Linked DNA regions of Homo sapiens: region 2 is linked to region 1. Evidence: read pairs that join two places in POLR2A ChIA-PET (ENCODE). Cell type or tissue: B cell. All regions are shown on one strand. Each heading gives the region's core, and the rest is flanking DNA. Links, peaks and the distances in the headings are about the cores only. Region 1 overlaps BANK1 (B cell scaffold protein with ankyrin repeats 1). Region 2 holds the start of MIR1255A (microRNA 1255a).

Region 1 (5,394 bases), core at 63-5,062:
GATGAGAATTTGGTATTTTGGAGAAAGGCATTAGAGAATTCTGAGAGGCATTGTATTTGTCTGTTTACACACTGCTATAAAGAATTGCCGGAAACTGGGTAATTTATAAAGAAAAGAGGTTTAATTCACTCACAGTTCCACATGACTGGGGAGACCCCAGGAAACTTACAATCATGGCGGAAGGGGAAGCAGTCGCGTCTTATATGGCCGCGGGTGAAAGGAGAGAAGGAGGAATTGTCAAACACTTACAAGACCATCAGATCTTATGAGAACTCATTAGCTTTCACAAGAACAGCATGGGGGAAAACTGCCTCATGATCTGATCACCTCCCACCTGGTCCCACCCTGGACATATGGGGATTATGGGGATTATGGGGATTACAATTCAAGATGAGATTTGGGTGGGGACAAAGAGCCAAACCATATCAGGCATCATATGATTTAAATTGATCAGAGTCACAACTATATTGATCACAGACCATACAGGGCAAGAAGGACAGATAAGACCTGACTGGCAACTACTCCCATAGTCCAGATGATAGATGATAAAAAGATGCTAGTTTCCACTAGGATGACAGCAGCAAAGACAACCAGAAGTGGTTAGGTTTGAAATATGCCATTGTTTTTTAGTATAGGCAATGGAATTTACTGACTTTGGTGGTGGAATATAAAAGAAAGTGTGTAGTTACTGATATTTCCAAGTATGTTGGTAGAAGCGGAGGATGGAATTAATTGCCATTTACTGAGATGAGGAAGATTGAATGAAGAAATGGTTTGTTAAGAAAAATCAGGAGTTTGGCTTGGGACACGTTAAATTTGAAATGCCTACTATGTTCCAAAGTTTGGAAGTAGAGGTTATAGGGAGTACCAACAGAAAAAGCCAACAACGAGCAGCATTTGAGGTAGGAAGAGAATCAAGAAATCTATTGACCTGGATGCCAAGTAAAAGAAAGATTTTCACAGATGAGGTAGTGGACAGCCACATTAAATGCTACTGACAGGTCAACTAAGATAGGACAGATAATCAAATTTTTGATTTAACAACATGTGTATGTATATTTGTATGTGCATATTTATGTATTTCTCCTTAAAAATTAGTTATCATAATAATAAGCCTTTCCAAATATTGGAAAGATGATTTACTGGGAGAGGAGAGAGATTAAGATAAATTTTGTAATGAAGCATGAGCTCTATGATACTTTGGGGACAATTCTGATGAATATTTTGCTCTAATTTAGTTTGTCCCAAATACGTCTTATTAGCTGTTTGTGGAAACAAGAGTGAAGCATGATGCTATTTTAGAAACACATTTCCTGACATGTGGTTTGGAATCCTTCAAGAAAATGTAGAGGAGGAGACAACATTCAGTCTCCAGCTGGTATGAGTGTCTTGTGGAGAAAGTGAACTGTCAGGGAAAAAAAAATCAGAGCATTTTTATCTGTCAGACATTAAGGTCCATTCATAGTGAAAAATCGTAAACTCAGATCCCTGATTTGAGCCTGTGGCTGAGATTTCAGCCTAAGCAAGAACACTTCTCCCTTTGTTAGTGTTTAATTTTCTTTTCTCAGTACTGCCGAGTTCACTTATTCAAATTTGGCTCTTGGTAAAATATCAGCAAGCCAATTAATCCATTTCCTTAATGAGAACTCTCTATTATAAGAATGGGTAACTGCATAGACTTATATTGAACCTATCAATCTTGAATTTGAAGGGGAGAATGCCAATTATCCAGTCAATCTGGTTCATTACTGCAGTATTGGACCACGTCGCTAAATAAGCCCACAGTGCAACTACAATAGCATTGTGGGAGTGGAGAGCAGCGCCTGGCGCTGAACATTTGTTCACGGCCCATTATATGCCAGATTGGGTTAGAAACTTTATGCACACCCTCTGGTTCCATGTTCTCTGCCACCCTCTGAGGAATTTCTACTTAGTTTACATTTTGAGAAACTGAGGCTAACAAGTTGGAGAGTTAGTGAGCTGTGAAGCCACCAAATAGCCTCCAAAAGATGGCTACTCATAACAACCTGCTAACTTTATGGTCTCACTTCTTGAATTCTGTAATGATTCAAATGATTCTTTCCAATTTTGGCTTCTCCTTTGTTCTTTTCTTGACATTTCAACCTGATGTCCATACAATGCCTCTGAATAAAATATCACTCTCATCACTATACTATTATCATAATAATTCCCAAATATTTAGCAAGCACTCAGTCTACATCTGATGTGTTAGGAATTGTTGGTGAGGGAGGGAGAAAGGAGGGAACCTTGTACTTTGACTCCTCTCTAAAATCTACTTCATGAAACATCAGATTGTTGGAAGGTCCAAATTATATGTATGAAAGGCCTTTAGGATTTGTAAAGCTTCAGCACCATTTTTAATATTATCATCACCATTTTAAAACTTCCCATAAATAAATTTTAATATTTTAAACACTTTGAAAGTGAATTATTTTAATACTTAAGTCATTTCTAATTTTAAAAAACTATATGACACATGAATTTTTCTCTCTTTTCTACTGTATATGGCTTTCAAAACGAATGTAGGAAACAATATTTATCAAATTTTCTCCTTAAATGGGTTAAACTGTAACATTTTCTCAGGGAATGAATATATGTACTATCCTTTATTTTTTGTCTGCTTTCTACTTATTAAGTCAATGGAGTTTTTCAGTTCTCAGAAAAATTTAAGTTGCAATCATTTAAAGTAGCCAGAGATTGCATTTAGCAACATTCAGCTAATGTTGATAACCCTTCCTGGTGCTTATATTGTATTAATAGTTTGTTGGGGGGGGACTAAAAATGAATAAACACACAAAGTAATTTCAGAAAGTGATAAATGCTGCAATTTTTTTAATTAGTAAAAAAAATTTAATTGAAGTCTAGTTACAAGAAATAATGATATATTTGTTACACCATGCTCAATATCACGTTATATAAATAAAACATTCATTTAATATTAGTTTTTCCTTCTCTCATGACATCTTCATAACACTTCTAATCAGGTATTAATATGTAATAATTAATATATTAATAAATTCAAATCTAGAATGTTTCCTTTATTAGACTATAAATTTGATGAGAACATATCAGAGTTTATAGTTCCATAGTAATTATATGTATGTGGATATTGGTTGAATATCTCTCCCACAGAACTGTAAATTTTATGAGAGTGTGTGTTCATCATTGTATCTGCCATGTTCAGCAGTGACTATCTCTGAGTAGATGCTCTCTACCTTCCCCCATTCTCTCTTTGTGTGTGGGTGTGTGTGTTTATGTGTGTATATATGAATATATATATATTCATTTACCTATTCATTCTTTTATATTGTATAAAAAGAATAAATTCTTTCTAAAATTATTGGGCATGTACTATTCGTTGAGTATTGTTACAGTTACAGTAACATAAGACAGACAAGTCACTGGTCTCATGAGCTCACATTTGAAAGTGATAAACAAGGGAGGGAGTGTTCTTTATTATCTGTCCTTCTTCAAAATTCTAACTTTACCCCCATAGCCATTCGCCAGTGAAATATCAGATAGTAGTTAAGTACTCTGGAAAAAAATAACATGTTAGTATAAAATCCAAAAACAATAAAATTAGCAAAAAATTTTATAGTACTTGCTATGTACTAGTATCTGTTTTTGCTGCTTTGTAACAGCTCAGTCCTACTATCCAGGTTTTACAAATGAGGAAACTAAAGCACAGAGTGTTTAAGTTCTTGCCCAAGGTCACACATTTGGTAATAAGTAGAGATGAGTTTTGAACCCAGGCAGTGTAGCTCTACATGCTTTAACATGGCACTAGATTACATCTAATACTTAGAAAAGGCACACTTAACCATTTTTAGTATATTCTCTAACAGTTTGTCCCACTGCAAATCTGACAGACCATCTTTCTATGTAAAATCATTGCTAAACATCACAAAGGATTCAATTCAGATGGAAGTCTGGGTCCAAATTCAGTTTTACCTGTGTTTTATGCAGATGGACTAAAGCACCTCTCAGAATCCAGTAAAAGAAAATACCAAATTCTAGTTTTTATAGGTTGAGTTAAATTTAGTTATGGCTGTCATGTACCTAACTTTTTAACACTGTCCTTTGCTCTGTTCTTTGGCTGCTTTATTGCCACAGTTTTATTGACTCTCAAGAGTATTGTGATAGTTAATTTTAGGTACCTACTTTCCTGGGCCACAGGATGCCCAAATATTTGGTCAAACATTATTCTGGGTGTTTCTGTGGGGATAATTTGAATGAGATTAACATTTAAATTTGTAGTCTGAGCAAAGCAGATTGCTTTTCCAAATATCAGTGAGCTTCATCCAATGAGTTGAGTGCCTGAATAGAACACAACTGGAACCTTTCCTTGAACTGGAATGTCTGTGTTTTCCTGCCTTTGGTCTTGAACTTAAGAACCAGCCCTTTCTGTATTTCCTTCTGCTAGCCTTTGGACTAGAACTATACCATGGGATCTCCTAGTTCTCAGGCCTTTGGACTTAAATTAAAACCACACCATTGGCTTTCCTGGGTCTCTAGCTTGCCAGCTGCAGATGTGGGGACTTACGAGTCTCCATAATTGCAAAAGTCAGTTCCTTATCATTAATCTCTTTCTATATAACATATGTACATCCTATTGGTTCTGTTACTCTGGTGAACTTTGAATAGCACAAGTATTGATTTGATTTTAAATCTCTATGACATTTTCTTCCCTCAGTCTTTCAATGGTAAAATCAAGATGAGGAAATAATCTGAATGCTAGTTTAATCATATCGTGTTACAGTTTGTTGTTGGAGCTGAAACTGAGTGTGGAATATTGACATGGAGAGAGGGCTGGAGGGCTGGAGATGAAGTGAGAGATATGCAGAGCCCTAGAAGGCAGACAGAGAGGAGCAGAAACATGGGCCATGGCAAAGCTATAAAAATCCATAACAATTCAGGAGTAACTAACTAAAGTTGTTTTAGGAAAATAACATGAAAATGATTAAAATATTCCTTCATGAGAAAATGTAGTTTGTTTAAGATCCTGTGGTAATTTTCAAGTACTTCCTAGGAAGTATTTTAAGAAAGTAAAGGGACCTGTTTTAATGGGTGAAAAGTTCTACTGACTGTTAGTAGATGAATGTTAAATGCCTTGCAATGTGGAGGACAATCCCTCCCTGTGAAGAACTGGCCTATCCAAAACATCGGTGGATCCTTCCTTAAGAAATAGTAGCAAAAGATTTTCCACCAATCCCACTCTAACCTTAATAAACCTAGAATTCAACTGTTTCCTGATTTCCTTATCCCTTTGGCAAGTAGATCTATTAAATAGAATTTGAATAATGTTTTTATATATGTGTGCATATGCCTATATATGTTTGTGTATGTACATAAAATTTCTGTTTCACTAACTAT
Region 2 (5,394 bases), core at 188-5,187, 600 kb before region 1:
GGCCTCCGTGTGAAATTGGAGCTCCCCGAATTTACAGACCCAGGAAATCAGGGCAGGGTGTTAAATCTTCTCTTACACCTAAACCTATGACCTGCAACTACCTCAACCACAGAATTTCTCAAAGTGAATCAAACAAGGTTCAGTTGGATTCAAAATGCGTTTATGAATCACAAGAACAAACAACTGTCTCCAATCACCTGCCTCAGGAGAAGCACTAAAATTCTCAATCACCATCTTTTCTTTCAAACAATTTAAGAATTGTATAACTAGGCTAACCCTAAACATTCATCATAGTACAAGAATAGTTAAAAGTAGTAAATGAAAAATTCTGATCTCAAAACAATTCACATTTGCATCTAAAATGTTACAATGAAACCACATAACTCCCTCCTCAAAATGTTTCATGTGACGTCTCCTTGAAGTGGCTTTCACTTTAGCTATGTGTGGCTTCCTTTATTTGCTTCAGCAACAAAAATATGAAAATGAATACAGGCATACCTCACTTATTGTGTTTTGCCTCACTGCACTTTGCAGGTATTACATTTTTTACAAATTGAAGATTTATAGCAATTCTGTCACAAGCAAGTCTAGCGGTGCCATTTTTCCATCAGCATGTGCTCACTTTGTGTCTCTTGTGACATTTTGGTAATTCTCACAATATTTCAAACTTTTTCATTATTATTGTATGTTATGGTAATCTGTGATCCATGGTTTTGTATGTTACTATTGTAATTGTTTTAAAGCACCTCATGTCACACCGATATAAGACAACAAATTTAACAAATAAATGTGTGTACTCTGACTGCTGTGCTGACCAGTCATTTACCCATCTCTCTCTGTCTCTCCTTGGGCCTCCCTACTCCCTGAGACAAAATAATATTGAAAATGAGGCTTATTAATAACCCTAAAATGGTCTCTAACTGTTCAAGTGAAAAGTTGCACATGTTTCACTTTAAATCAAAAGGTAGAAATGATTAAGTTTATCATGCAAGGCATATCAAAAGTGGAGACAGGCCCAAAGCTAGGCCTCTTGCGCCAAACATCCAAGTTGTGAATGCAAAGGAAAAGTTCTTCAAAGAAATTAAAGGTGCTACCTAGTGAACACACAAATGATAAGAAAGCTAAAGAGCCTAATGCCAATATAAGAAAAGTTTTTGTGGTCTGGATAGATCAAACCAATCACAAAATTCTCTTAAGCCAACACCTAATCAGCAGCCAAGACCCTAACTCTCTTCAATTCCATGAAGGCTGAGAGAGGTGAGGAAGCTGCAGAGAAAAAGTTGGAAATTAGCAGAAGTTGGTTCATGACATTTAAGGCAAAAAGCCATCTCCACAACATAAAAATGCAAAGTGAAGCAGCAAATTTTAATGTAGAAGCTACAGCAAGTTATCCAGGAGACCTTGCTTAAGATCATTAATGAAGGCGGCTACACTCAATAACAAATTTTCAATAGGGATGAAACAGCCTTCTATTGGAAGAAGATGCTGCCTAGGACTTTCACAGCTAGAGAGGGGAAGTGAACTCTTGGCTTCAAATTTCAAAGGACAGGCTGACTCTCTTTTTAGGGGTTAATGCAGCTGGTAACTTAAGTTGAGGCCCATGCTCATTTACCATTCTGAAAATCCTAAAGCCCTTAAGAATTATGCTAAATCTACTCTGCCTGTGCTCCGTAAGTGGAACAACAAAGCCTGGATAACAGCACATCTGTTTACAGCATTGTTATTGTTTGCTGAATATTTTAAGCTCTTGGCTGAGATTGAGATTTACTGCTCAGGGAAAAAAAAAAAATCCTTTCAAAATATTACTGCTCTTTGCAATGCACCTAGTCATCCAAGAGCTCTGATCTTGTACACAGCACCCATTCTGCAGTCCATGGATCAAGGAGTAATTTAAACTTTCAAATTGTACTATTTAAGAAATATATCTCATAAGACTGTCACTGCCATACATAGTGATTCCTCTAACAGATGTGGACAAAGTACATTGAAAACCTTCTGGAAAGGATTCACCATTCTAGATGCCATTAAGCACATTCATGATTAATGAAAGAGGTCAAAATATCCACATTAACAAGAGTTTGAAATAAACTGACTTTAAGGAATTTAAGCCTTCAGAGGAGGGAGTAACTGCATATGTGGTAGAAATATCAAGAGAACTAGAATTAAAAGTGAATCCTGAAGATAGGACTGACTTGGTGCAATCCCATGATAAAATTTTAATGGATAAGGAGTTGCTTCTCAAGGATGAGCAAAGAAGATAGTTTCTTTAGAATCTAAAAAATCTACTTTCTTTGCTCATCCTTGAGAAGCAACTCAAAGGATTTCCAATACTACATACATTTAGCTGATAAAGCAACAGCCACCCCAAGACACTGACAGTTCAGATGATCATTAGCACAACGGTTATGTATTTTTTAAGTGAAGTATGTACATTGCTTTTTTAAACATAATGCTATTGCACACTTAACAGACTACAGTATAGTGTAAACATAACTTTAACATGCATTGTGAAACCAAAAAATTTGTGTGACTAGCTTTCCTGTGATATTCGCTCTATTGTGGCAGTCTGGAATATCTCCAAACCGACAATATCTCCAAAATATGCCTGTATAAAGCCACAATATCTCTAAAATATGCCTGTATAAAAAGGCAACGTCTACAAAAAAAGGCTAACAGTGTACAATAACTAGCACTACACTTTTTTTTCATAGCCTTAACCTAGGGGAAAAACTTAAGGTCCAATTAAAATGACTTTTTTATGGATCTCATAGTTGGTACTTCTTTTTATGTTTTGGATCGTTTGTGTTATAACACCATAATAAGGTCAATAATGCCAAGAAAAGCATAATTTATGGTCCAGTCCCATTGTTGTGGGCCTCAACTACATATTTCTACAAAGAAGACAAAAATATCTGCCCCACGAAAAGTATTAGATTTTTCTCCCACAGAAAATGCCACAGATGTTCAGCCAAAATGATTTCCAGGAGCAATGATATTTTATATAAAAAGAAATCCCTAATAACAAGTATTTTCTATCAATTCACTGACACCATCTAATATATTTGGCCTCATCTTGCCCTGAAGTTAGTGTTATGGTGGTAAAAGCCCAGGATCTGAGTCACGACTTGGAGTCCAAATACCTGATCTACCACTTACTCACTAGGAAACTTTGCATAAGGTACTTAAAATGAGGTAATATACATGCAAGGCATGGATATTAATGTCATTAAAATTTTTAGAATAGAAGGGAGGACAGGAAGTACTTTGCTTCATTATTCTTGTATAATAAACAGAAATATCTTCCCCAGTCAATTTTTTTGTTGTAAAAAAACAAATGAAGAATAATGTGCCAGGCATTGCACTAAGCACTGGAGAGATCAACTGGATAAGACCCTGCCCCTCAGAGATTTCTCAGTTAATGAAGAAAAAATGTTGCCAACATTTGTGATCCATCGTGCGTACAACAGACAAGTAGCAGCACAGACAGCTGGTAAGGGTTTCAGAGAAGTTTCACACAGGAGAGACAGATTAAAAGTGTTCCATGCAGAGGTAAAGCAAATGAAAAGCATGGAAGGTGTGCTTCAGGTTTTTAAGTCCTTCAGCTCAATCAACTTTTATTATATGCCAAACACAGATAAACAATCAGAATACACATATAAATAAAAAATGTTCTCAGCTCCCAAAAATTTATATTCAAATAAATTGGAGACTTAAAATAAGTTCAGTACAATGTAACATATGCTATATTATAAATATTTTCAGAATTCATGTGATAGGGTCAAATTCCGTAATATACAGAGTTCCTGCAAACCAGTAAAAAAAGGGATCAACCACCAAGTAGGTATCGGCATAATCAAGTGTTCGTTTTAGAAAAATAATCCTAGTGCCAATGTGACAAAACATATGTGTATGCAAGAGAAAAAGGTTGAAAGCAGAGACACTGATGTTGGGAGGCTCCTGCAGCACTAGGTTAGAAGTATTTAAAAGACTTGAACTGAGAGGTATGTTTAATTGACTGGGATGGGTGGTGGTGACATCACCAAGCATAGGAAACACAGGAGAACAGACATCCAACTGTATTTTCACCATACCCATCCACAGCAACTGTTGTATATAGGGTTTGAGAGACAGCTCAAGAGAAAAGTCTAGGTTTCAAATACAGATGTGCCAGTGATCAGCCTACAGGCATTAATCAATCCTGTAAGTGTAAGGACATGAGACTGCCTAGAGAAAGGTATAAAGGAATGAGGGAACATCAACATTTAGGATTCAGTCAAGATGAGATAGCAAAAAGTCAAAAAAGAAGAAATTCATGAAAGCCAATGAGGACAACCTTTCGAGAAAAACAAGGTGACACCTGTCAAATATCACAGAAACCAGCCATTGGACAGCCACTGCCAACCTGCCTCCATGGAATGGTAGGGCCCCCCAAATGACTGTACAACGGATTTGACAGTGGATAGGAGGTGAGGAAGTGTATTACTTTAATGAAAATTACTACTACTTCTACAAGTAAAAAGCATGTCTTTCAAAGGAGCTGTCCAGCAGCAAAATTACAATACCTAACATATATTGGGAACACTTTCTGTGCAGGCACTAAGGCTAGACATTTTACATAATATTCCTCTCGTCGTTACAACAACCTTAAAAAATTAGTATCGTTTCCAAATTTCTGTAAGAAAAATGGGTTCAAGATGGTTACATGACTTGCCCATGGACACACAGTTGGCATATGGAGGACAGAGGATTTAAATACAGATTTTGTCTAGCTGTAAACCAATGCTCTTTCCACACTGTGATGCTGTCTCCCCATCACTGGAAGTATGTGGAGGGAGGCAGAGTGAAGAGTGGCTTGTTAACCATCTAACAGAAATATCTTTTCTTTTTGAAAGACAGCTTAACTAGCTTACGTCTGAGCCCTCTTCCACCTTCAAAAGTCTATGATTCTATCTCATATACCCTGCTCACAAATGAGTTACAATAGCTGCAGAATTTCAAATATAATGCCATCTTCTTTCTTTTTTTTTTTTTTTTTTTGAGGCAGAGTCTCATACTGTTACCCAGGATGGAATGTAACGGCATGATCATGACTCACTGCAGCCTCAACCTCCTGGGCTCAAGCGATCCTCCCACCTCAGCCTCCTGAGCAGCAGCTGGGACTACAGGCATGCACTACCATGCCCAGTTTTTTTTTTTTTTTTTTTTTTTTTTTTTTTTTTTTTTTGTAGAGATGAGGTCTCACTATGATGTCCAGGCTGGTCTCAAATTCCTAGGCTCAAGTCCTCCCACCTCAGCCTCCCAAAGTATTGGGATTACAGGCATGAGCCACTGCACCCGGCCTCAATCTTCATTTTTTTCTCATATTATCAAACTAATTTTAATACCTGCTAAAAT

What was found. ChIA-PET counts read pairs that join two places held together with the same protein. Peaks named below come from ENCODE experiments on the same cell type or tissue, not always from the same donor. Only the 100,000 strongest peaks of a DNase experiment are listed, where the experiment ranks them.
Region 2: POLR2A ChIA-PET joins it to region 1 with 10 read pairs; 1 of 35 experiments calls an interaction of 5 or more read pairs at or near these places.

Annotation. Positions count from the first base shown.
Region 1 is chr4:101,926,998-101,932,391 of GRCh38, forward strand. All of the region lies in intron 7 of BANK1 (B cell scaffold protein with ankyrin repeats 1), which reads left to right. Among named protein-coding and RNA genes, the nearest start is that of BANK1, 140 kb to the left of the region's middle. In B cell, for the core only: no CTCF peak of the experiment used is centred there; no DNase peak of the experiment used is centred there; H3K27ac peaks cover 3,894 bases.
Region 2 is chr4:101,328,086-101,333,479 of GRCh38, forward strand. All of the region lies in intron 1 of PPP3CA (protein phosphatase 3 catalytic subunit alpha), which reads right to left. It overlaps MIR1255A (microRNA 1255a), which reads right to left and starts at 2,329; the gene lies at 2,217-2,329. In B cell, for the core only: no CTCF peak of the experiment used is centred there; a DNase peak (open chromatin) is centred at 416; H3K27ac peaks cover 2,236 bases.